Linked DNA regions of Homo sapiens: region 2 is linked to region 1. Evidence: read pairs that join two places in POLR2A ChIA-PET (ENCODE). Cell type or tissue: MCF 10A. All regions are shown on one strand. Each heading gives the region's core, and the rest is flanking DNA. Links, peaks and the distances in the headings are about the cores only. Region 1 has its middle 15 kb from the start of COMTD1. Region 2 overlaps LRMDA (leucine rich melanocyte differentiation associated).

Region 1 (5,377 bases), core at 201-5,200:
TTCAGGCCTGACAGAGTGGGGACCCAACTTCGGTCTCAGTGGTTCTTCCCCTGCTTGGGGAAGTGGGGAGTCTGGGGCAGGGGGAGGCCTGAGTGGAACTTTGGGGAGAGGTGGAAGCAGAATCCCAGGAGTTCAGAAAGGCAGAGCTTGAAGGGAGCCTGGCTGCCCTTGGTCCTGCACGCCCATTTCATGAACAGGGAAACTGAGGTGGCAGGCGGGACTGCCTATGCCCCTGGACACTGTTCTGTGCTGACAATACCAGGGATGACTCGTGGCTCTGGGGAAGAGACCTGTGTATTTTCCTTCTAGTCTGCAGTTACCTGTCCCCCAGCTGCTGGGGGGAAGGGGGTGTCACTGCTAATGCCCCACAGCTGCCCCTTCACTGGAGATGTGTCCTTAGCCAAACGAGAGCCACCGCCACGTGGAAGGCCACGCTCTGCCTGCCAAAACCTGGGCACACTGTGGCTGACTTCCATGGTGGTACAAGAGCGGGAGTAACTGTGTGACGCTCTCTATGCTCCAGAATCCCCGGGGAATAAGGCTACTGTGGGACTCCAGCTGAGACCACATTCCAGCTTCGCCTTCACCCCCTTCCCTACCCTACTTCTCTCACTCCCCTTCTCCTCCAAACCTCCACAGCAGATCATTTGAATGGAGTTCGGTCTCAGAGTCTGCTTCTGGGAGTCCACCTAAGACCCCATATTTCCTGGCCCAAGCCTCCCTTCTGAGCACCGCCCCAGAGCACCAACAGGGCTCAGAGCCAGGACTCCTTGGCCCTGGCCCTGGCTCCACTACATGACTGTGAGGAAATCACTGGTCTGCCCTGGGCCTCAGTTTCCCCATCTGTGTGATTGGTTGGCAGGAGGATCTTTCAGGGTCCCTTCCAGCTCTGAAGTTCTGTGACGTGACCTGAGGTGCCAGGAAGCCTTCTCCCTCCCCCGCCTAGCCCCACAGGCACATGGAATTCTGCCACTGGGGCATCACTTTTTCCTCGAAGGAGTTTTCACAATGCAAAAGCATCTGAGATGAGAATGAGCATCCAATCAGGTGATCACACCACAGGGCAGAATTTCTCAGTGTGGGGTTCTTGGATCACCTGCAATGAGTTCTTCACCTGAAGGGGTGTTTATTATTATTATTAATTTCCCTCTTCTGTCTCTCTTTTTCTTTTTGAGACACAGCTGTCTCCCAGGCTGGAGTGCAGTGATGCAATCTTGGCTCACTGCAACCTCCACCTCCCAGGTTCAAGCAATCCTCCCACCTCAGCCTCCTGAGTAGCTGGAACTACAGGCCTGCAACACCATGCCCAGCTGATTTTTGTATTTTTAGTAGAGACGGGGTTTCACCATGTTGGCCAGGCTGGTCTCGAACTCCTGACCTCAAGCGATCTGCCCACCTTGGCCTCCCAAAGTGCTAGGATTACAGGCGTGACCCACTGCGCCCAGCCTTCCTCTCCTTTTCTTGGATGTGATACCTTGGGCTGGCTGCAGCAGCTAGCTTTCAACCATGAGGAAAGAGCATGGCATGCAAACAACAAGCTAAGAATAGTGAAGCAGAAACATAAAAAGAAGCTGGGTTTTCGCTGGCATTTCTGAATCATTGCACCAAGCTTGAAGACCCTTACTTCCTATATGAAATAATTAAATATCTATATTGCTCAAGCAAGTCTTGGTTGACTCTTCTGCTATTTGCAGCCCAAAGCATTCCAAATGGAATCAACTGTCCTTATCACACTGAATTGTAATAGCAACCCTCTAGGGAGGGGATTATTATTGGCTCAGAGAAATGAAGTGACATAGTTAATGTCAGCTGGCAAGTGGCAGTGCCTCTTTGGGCAGGAGCTTTTAGGTTGGGATGATTTGATTATTGGTAAGAATTTAATTTCTGTCTCCTTCATTGCATCTGTCCTATCATAGTCTGACCATGGGGCATAACCTCCTCCCTTGCCATTCTGGTCTTTGGCCTTCTCTCTTTCTCTATCCATCCCACTCTGGGTCTCAGACTAAAGACCCAGGAAAAGCCATTGTGGAGTAGAGGGGAGGCAGCAAGTCACCATGGTGCATTCCTCGATGGACTTTCCCTAATGAGTGTGGCCAGATTCTGGTACCAATGACTGTGGAGAAACCCAAACCCAACTCAGAGATAATTCTGGCCTCTAAACAGCCCCTCTTTCGGGGAGGTGTTATAGCAAAAGAAAGAAAGAGCTCAGGGACACAAAAACAGACAGACAGAGGAAAGGAGGGAAAAACAGCAGGAGAAAGAGTAGAGAAGGAGGAGGGTGAGAAGATGGGAGAAGAGAGGATCTCAGGTTAGAGTTTGACAGGCCTGACATTGAATCTCAGTCCAGACACTGACGAGTAGGTGACCTAGTAGGGTAGGGAGATTCGAAGAGGTCCTTCAGAAGGCAGAGAATTTGAGAGCCACAGTGGGGTGAGCAGGGGGAGAGTAACTGCTCCAGACCCTGCAACTGATTCCCCAAACCCTGGGTGGTTGTTGTGTGTGTAGGGAGCCCTCTCTGAGGGCTGCCCCAGATTCATGGGGAAGGCAGGGGCAGGAATGGCCTTAGACTAGGGAAAAAAAGGAGGGCCTGTGTCCTTTTTCTAGCCCAGGTGTCGGATACACTCATGAAGGCACAGAAAGCACCTGAGCTTCGCCTCCACCGCCTTTGGGCAGTGGCCAGAGAGGAGCCTAGGGATGACCTTTGGCCTGGGCAGTGGGCAGAGAGGAGCCTGGGGTTGGCCTTTGGCTTGGGTAGCAGGTAGAGAGGATCCCAGTGATGACTTTTGGCTTGGGCAATAACTGGGGAGGGGCTGGATCATATGCCTTCAGGGCCTGGCATACAGCCAGTGCCCTCAGCTGAAGTACTGAGCCTGGGGCTGGTGGGTGAGGAAAGGAAGGAGCAGTTTTCCAGCATTAGTCAGGAGGCGCAGGGCTGGGGGTAGAAGGGGAGTGGCTCCTCTCTCTGGAACTTGCCCTGCTCACCTGTCTAATGCCTCATGCCTATGACTTCAGGCTGGCAGACATTGCTGTTTCCACAGAGCTTTCCCCAATCCCTCGGGCCAGATGTCTCCTTACGGAGCTGTTGTGGGGGTTTAAAGCATGTCAGGGAATTCGGCCCAGCATGGTGGCTCACATCTGTAATCCCAGCACCTTGGGAGGCCAAGGAGGGGTGGGCGTGGATCACGAGGTCAGGAGTTCGAGACCAACCTGGCTAACATGGTGAAACCCTGTCTCTACTAAAAATACAAAAATTAGCTGGGTGTGGTGGCATGTGCCTGTAATCCCAGATACTCGGGAGGCTGAGGCAGGAGAATTCCTTAAACCAGGGAGGCAGAGATTGCAGTGAACAGAGATCATGCCACTGCATTATAGCCTAGGTGACAGAGCAAGACTTCGTCTCAGGAAAACAAACAAACAACACAAACAAACAAAAAACAGAATTTTTAGACACTTATCTCATGAGGAGATGGAGTCTACGTCCCTTACCTTGAACTAATCTGATCAGACAAGAAAGGCCTCTACGACAGCCTTTTTGAACAGAATGTAGTGGAAGTGATGCCGTGTGACTTCCGGGGCTGGGTTAGAAAAGGTCACATCGCATCTCCCAGATTCTCTTGAGCCCTTGATCTGAGAGCCATCAGGTGTCCTGTAAGAAGTCCATCTCCCCTGTGGAGGCCTCCATGTGTAGAGACCACACAAAGTAAGAGGCAGACAGGGGCCCCAATTCATTCAGCCCCTGCTGTTTGAGTCTTTCTAGCCCAGGTGTCAGACACACTCATGAAGAAGCCCTTGAGATGACACAGTCCCAGCCCCAGCCACTCTGGAGCTGTCTGCCATGTGTGAGGTCCAGAGTGAGAACTGCCTAGTTGTGTCCAGGTAACCTCCAAATTCATGAGCAGAATAAAATGATAGGGTATTAGTTTTCAAGGCCTTCCTAGGTAAAACACAAATTGGGTAAAACAACATAAATTAATTTTATCACAGTTCCAGAGGCCAGATCTGAAGTCAAGGTGTTGGTGGGGTTGGCTCCTTCTGAGGGTTCTGAGGGTAATTTGTAATTCTTTTTTTGGGTTTTGTTTTTGTTTTTGGAGATAGAGTCTCACTCTGTTGCCCAGGCTGGAGTGCAGTGGTGTGATCTTGGCTCACTGCAACCTCTGCCTCCTGGGTTCAAGCGGTTCTCCTATCTCAGCCTCCTGAGTAGCTGAGACTACAGGTGCACACCACCCTGCTTGGCTAATTTTTGTATTTTTAGTAGAGATGGGGTTTCACCATGTTGGCCAGGCTGGTCTTGAACTCTTGACTTCAGGTGGTCTGCCCGCCTTGGCCTCCCAAAGTGCTGAGATTACAAGCATGAGGCACTGCACCTGGCCTCTGAGGGTAATTCTGTTCCAGGCCCTTCTCTCACCTTCTGGTGGTAGGTAATGCTTGGCATCCCTTGGCTTGTAGCTGTATCACTCCAACCTTTGCCTCCATCTTCACTTGTGTTCTCTGTGTGTCTTTGTGTACAAATTTCCCTCCTCTTATAAGTATACAAGTCATATTGGATTCCCTAATCCAATATGCCTCACCCTATCCCAGTATGCCTAATCTTAACTCATTACATCTACAATGATTGTATTTCCACATAAGTTCACATTCTGAAGTACTGGGAGTTAGGACTTCAGCATATCTTTTGGGGGGACACAATTCAATCCAGAACAGACAGTTATCATTTGAAGCCACTGTTTTGGAGTGCTTTGTTATGCAGCAGTAGTTACCCAGAACACTGGAAGTAAGGGATGGCTGGGGCAGCAACTAAAATACCAGTGTAAATGTAGTGAGATGAAAAAAATTTACCAGAACATCCTCTGGGAGGCTACTGTACGTGGCTGGAATAATTTATTTTCTGAGTAGTTTGGGGTTGAGGTGGGGCACCAGATCTTCCCCCTAAAAAGTGTATGTTTCAATAGCAACATGTAGTTGAATAATAACAGACAGCTTCCCTAATGCCTTCTAAAGTAGGAAAAGAACCTGGGTTTTGCTTTGTGGGATAGTCCTTTCTCTTAAATAAATGTTGAATTTTTATAGAAAGAGAACCAATTTGAATATTAGAGTGTTTCTGGCCTCTACATATCTCAGAATGGTGTTGTTTACTAATGCTTACTCCATCAGAACACTGATTAACTGTGAGGTGCAGTTGCCTGGTTAAGTGTTGGGCTTCCCCATAGACTGTAAATGACCCTGTGGGGAGGGACAGGCTCAGTCTTGCTCCCCACTAAATTCTCAGAAGTTCTTGGCACAAAGTAGGTGGTTCATAGTTATTTGCTGAAAGCATGAACATTGGAAAAGGAACAAATTGGATTTAAATCTATATGATGACTAAAGACACACAAATCTA
Region 2 (5,377 bases), core at 274-5,273, 240 kb after region 1:
CTGTTGGCAGCACATGATGTATCAACTCATGTGTCAGTTGGTTTGATGCCACTCTGGACCTTGAGAGTTCCAAAGGGCTATTGAGGGAGAAACCTGACTTATGGCATAAAATGGGGTACTGAATTTGGGAGGCTGAGGATGCTAAATGGTGTATGCCCTGCCTCTGTTTTATTGCTGAATTGTGTCTCTCAGTGGAGGTTCTTAGAGGCTTTTCAACAAAACCTATGCTGTCAGCTAAAAGGCTTTTAGGACTTCATAATCATGGCACAGTATCTTTTCCTTTTTCTTAAAAAAAAGAACTTTTCCTTTCTTTTCCCCACCTTTTTGAAATCGTTAGCCTTCATGTGAACTGAAAGGGACTTCAAAACATTGGAAGAAAATAGTCTGAAAGCTCAGAGTGTGCTTGGCTCCTGGTAGGTATGAAGGCTTGATAAAGAGGCATCTTTTGCACTGACAGGTGTTTGTGTGCCAGTGTGGTGAGGGCTTTTGATGACAAAGCCACTTAGTTTTCTCTAGCTTACCCTTCCCTTTGTGCAGAGGAGTTAGGAAAACTCTAATAAAGTAACTAAATAATAAGGATAAAAAGTTAGCATTGTTGTTTTTTTCTTCATGTCCTCTTTTGTGCCCATCGGATTTTTGAGACTCACTTTTCAGGCCCTAAGTAAGCAAGAGGCAGAGGTGAGGAGGGGAGTGTCTGTCACTGTCCCTATGGTTCTGGAATATGCTGCTCTTCAAAGGTCTAGCATCAGCAGCAACATCCTTCTTGAAGCCAAAGGAAAATTTAGATGAGTGGCAGCGCTGTGGCTGAGGGTGGGTATGGAAAGGAGAGGCACTGGGTGGGGATGCTAAAATACTGCCTTCCTGTTCCCCAGAAGCGCAGTCACTTATGTTCCCCTTTATGGCCAAGAGCCCCCTTAACCCTCAGCATACAGTTTTCTTTCCCTTCGTGGGAACCAACTGAAATTGGCAAACTGTGACCGTTTGTGACGAGTTATCTCAGTCCTCACATGAGTTCTTACATGAGTCCCTCTATGACCTTGTGCACCTTTCCCAGAAAGATAAATTACATAGGTTACAACCAAAGGAGCATGTAATGCCTACTTGTTATTTCATGTGCCTTGTAAGAACCAGAGAGGGACCTCCTTGCTGAACCGCCTCGACCATGGAGTAAAGAGTTAGGACATCTCACTGTACAGCAGTCACCCCATTGTGGGCAAAACTATGTCAACCCCCTTGGATTTTTAGTAAAAAAAAAAAAAAAAAAAAATTTCACTAGCTGAGGATGACAATAAAATGGAGTGTTGCTGAATATTGTTCTAAGGAAACTAAAGGGGGTAGCTGAAAAATTCTTGGACTGGTCTCTGTGACTTGGTGTCCAGAAATGTTCATCTCATTATTTCATATGAAGAACAAAATTGGGCCAAGCCCAGATTTTGCTAACAACCTCCCACAGCTTTCAGCTGTATGTGAAAGTTAGTCCTTTGGATTTCAACTTGTTTATTTGGGATTCTCAAACATTAAGACTTGTGTGAGAGGAAGTTGGGCCCTGTATGTGAGCCATACTTTTTAATGGCTGGCAAGTAGGATTGTACGATGTCGGAGTTTGAAGTAGGCTCTGACCTCATGAGCTCTTACCTTCTTATATTTCAGAGGAGGAAAATAAGTCTTCCAACTTTTACTCCTTGGTTCCTCTCCCCAAGCCTTGTTATCACCAGGAAGTGTTAGATTGTTTGGGGTTTGTAGTTTGTGCTTGAGGGGGCTTGAGTGCTAGAACTATTCCATTGAAAATGGTCCTTGTTGGGGAAAAACAAGGATTGGACTTAAGATAAATGCTACGAGCTTATTTGATGAGGGTAGTATAATAATGTTCCATGGATGAATGTCATGGGTAATAAGAATAATGGCAATATTTATTATCTTTTACTATGTATCAGGTACTGGCGCTCAATAGTTCATATGTGTTCTCATTTAACTCTTAGAACAACCCAATGGGATATTGATAGAGGCAGTAGTGGTGGTGGTAATGGTAAGTAATAATGATTATAGCAGTTACTGTGCCTGCTTTATGTGGTTCATGTCATTTGTGTCTTACAATAATCCTATGTGTAAGGCACTGTTTATTATCTTTCCTACTCTCTAAATGGAAGACATAGAGGCTCCGAGATGTTATGTAACTTGCCCAAGGAGCTGGAATGTGAGCCAGTCGTCTGGTTTCAAAGTCTACTCCTATCAACCTTTCTGAACACATATAATTAACTAAATAGAGGTGTTCCCTGATGGGCACTTAATAAAAATTAGTGATGATGAGAAGTATTTTGGCCAAGAATATGTATGTGCATATATGACATGTACACATACACACACACACACACACACACACACACACACACACACAGAGTCAACTTCTGATTTTCTGCTTTGGGGCTAACCCTCTAATTGTGAATTCTAGAATGTCAGCTTCTTTTTCACTCAGCGTGTTTTCACCCTTGCCTAGCTGTTGGGGTCAAGGAATAGAAACTCATTTAACCTAATTCTAAGCAGAATATCTTTAGGAAGATTGTAATAATCACACAGTCATAGAATATTAGAATTGAACAAACATATGGAGACATGAAAGTCAACCATTTCATTTTAGAGAGGAGACTCAGGCCCTCCAGAGAGGCATTGATTATCCCAAGGCCTCTAGTTGATTAGTTCAGGGATTGCAACTAGATTTTGGGATATCTGCCTGCTGATCCAATGTTTTTCCATCTATGTGACCCTACCACTCAATGGCCTAGACTCTGAAACCAAGAAGAAATTGTGTTTTGTCTGTTTTGAATTATGGGTATCACTAATACGCCTCTGCTGATGTGGCTAATGTGTTGTTGACTGTTATGCTGTTTTTAGGTTCTTGTGGGTTTAGGTCACACTGGCAATGGAATCAACCTCTCCTCTCCCATCTGATTCCTTGTATCAGGAGTACAATAATAATTTTTTCCCCTAACACAGAGAATATTTTTTGTGGGTCTAGTGGACGAAGATAGTTAAGGAATTAAATTGACCACCACTCCCACATACCCCATACCATCAGGAAGGAAGGAGAGGCAGCATTATTAATGGAAATGCATTTTCTTTGAAGCTTGAATTTATTTTTTAAAAGAATATTCTTTCCTGACTTGGAAGAATTATTATTTGGTTGTAGGCATTTTATTATGTAGCTTCGTGTCATTATTGCATTGAGTGTGTTGCTATAGCTCCCACCAACTGTTTTAAGATGTTTTGAGACTGTGCTTTATATTATAAGGAAAGTATTTGTCACTCGGACTCTCAGAATTGAATTTGCCTGAATTAATTATGATTTGCACTCCATCCCCCTGGGCGGTATTGTGGGGGAGAGGTAATCCTTTCTGATGTCGTATAGAAAATCAATTCTGGCCTGCGGCACTGGCTAGTTGCTTGAGTGGGGGAACTTGTCACCCACTGTATGGTCTTTATTTCCCATTTTTCTTGGCCCTTTGTTATGTATTACTTTCTCTGGGCTGGTTTAAGAAGCCGCCAGGGCCAGGGAGCAGTGCTTGGAGTGATGGACAAGGATACTCTCCCATAAAGAAAATCACAAGGGCCCCAAGTTGGGTAATAAAAGGCCTTGTCAGTGGCTTTTCTTGTGTAGTCAGCATTGTTTATAGAGTGTTTTCCACTGAGAAACATAGACACTTTCTCTTTCGCCTAGGGGATAAGACAAGTTGAATGGCACTTGGTCAGATGTAGGGATTTGGTCTTGACTGGTTTGAGAATGTGCTGTCTTCTCCTCTGTCTTCTCTGAGGCCTCCCTTTGTTCCTTGGAATATGTTCCTCTTTCTTAATTTCAAGATGGGAAACTCCTTCATCTTATAAAACTCCGTGAGCAAATGTAAGAGGCAAAACAATTGATAAATATTTGTAACAACTATGACAAGCATAGGGTTGATATCCTTACTATATAAACAGCTGTTACAAAAAATAACCACCATGGAAAGGGCTATGGTCAAGTTTTAAATGCCTTGGGAACAGTGCCCTCAAGATAAAGCTGAGCAAAATAGCAGGACACAGAACTGAGCAGATGTAGATGTTAATGTAGATACACTCAGAGAAAGGGCTGAAATGTCCCCTTTTTCTTACATCCGTCAGGAGAGCCTACGAGTAATTTCTGCCTTGGCATGTGACCATGGTGCCTTGGCTTTGCCATTCCAGCCAACTGACCCTTTTGCTGAAAGTTTAATAGGGGATGAATTCACATGTGAATTCATAATCCCCTTATCTGTGCTAAGAGCATTCTGTAATGAGCCTGCAACAGAAAGAATCTTACATCTTGCGGTTTTGCTCTGACCCCACCTCTTGGCCTCCTTCCTAACCTCTCTATACCTCCTGGTTTGACGCTTTAGGTATCTGCCCCTTGTGGAGTCATTGCCTGCCTGCAGTATGTTAAATGAAGTTTTAAATAAATTGATTCACATTTCCTGCTAGTCGTCACATTGAGGCATTTAAGGAAGTATGGCATATGTGAGTGGGGAATATATTTTTGCTTATGAGAAGAGGAAAGAAAGACTTGTTCTCCTCTAGAATTTATTAATTTTGAGCCTTATTCTCTTTTATGTAGTGTGACTTTGACTATAAATCCACAAGCAAAGTCACAGTCAAACCACAGTTTAAGTTTTGAAGATTTATTGTTAAAATTTGCTCTCCCCCTAATGCTTTTATTATTTTCTCTTCTGTTCCCTGCCCATGGTGTGGGTTACAGTTAATGTTATCTACATATGTCTATAAATACCAAAAATATTTTTGATACAATGTGCATTTAATCAACTTTTTGTTACTGTTATACCATTTGTGTGGAGGAAAATTGTTTCTGTCTTAATGTTCTATTGAAGTGCCTTTGGAGTGATGATATCATAATCACTTTAATACATTTAAAAGCTTCAAGGCTTAGCATTTATTGAACAAAGCTCATTGAAGGAATATAACGGATGTCTTGAGGCTTTCCGCTGCTGTAAAAGGGACAGTATTGTTCATGGCCTCGGTAAAAGAAAATCTGAATTTTTATTTTACTTTGCACTGCATTGCAATTATATTTTAAAAGCTCTTCAAGCACAACTAACAAAGGGGCTGTTTTTATGAATTGTTATATTTGCATATCTCGGGGCTGACTGCTGTGAGTTTAAGATTAATAATGGACAGCAATTTAAAACTTTATCACCAAAATCCAACCTCGAGATCCTAAAATATGGCTTTCCCTTCCTGGATATCCTTGGAGAACAAGTTTTCCTAGGTTGGGAAGTGAGCGGAATTCTTACAAGTTTTGGCTCTTTGGGATCTCCGTGAAGAGAGAGCCATAGAGGGTTGAGATTGGGTGTGTGTG

The links. ChIA-PET counts read pairs that join two places held together with the same protein. Peaks named below come from ENCODE experiments on the same cell type or tissue, not always from the same donor. Only the 100,000 strongest peaks of a DNase experiment are listed, where the experiment ranks them.
Region 2: POLR2A ChIA-PET joins it to region 1 with 8 read pairs; 2 of 35 experiments call an interaction of 5 or more read pairs at or near these places.

Annotation. Positions count from the first base shown.
Region 1 is chr10:75,248,249-75,253,625 of GRCh38, forward strand. No RefSeq gene overlaps it. Among named protein-coding and RNA genes, the nearest start is that of COMTD1, 15 kb to the left of the region's middle. In MCF 10A, for the core only: no CTCF peak of the experiment used is centred there; a DNase peak (open chromatin) is centred at 2,923.
Region 2 is chr10:75,487,981-75,493,357 of GRCh38, forward strand. All of the region lies in intron 2 of LRMDA (leucine rich melanocyte differentiation associated), which reads left to right. Among named protein-coding and RNA genes, the nearest start is that of LRMDA, 59 kb to the left of the region's middle. In MCF 10A, for the core only: no CTCF peak of the experiment used is centred there; no DNase peak of the experiment used is centred there.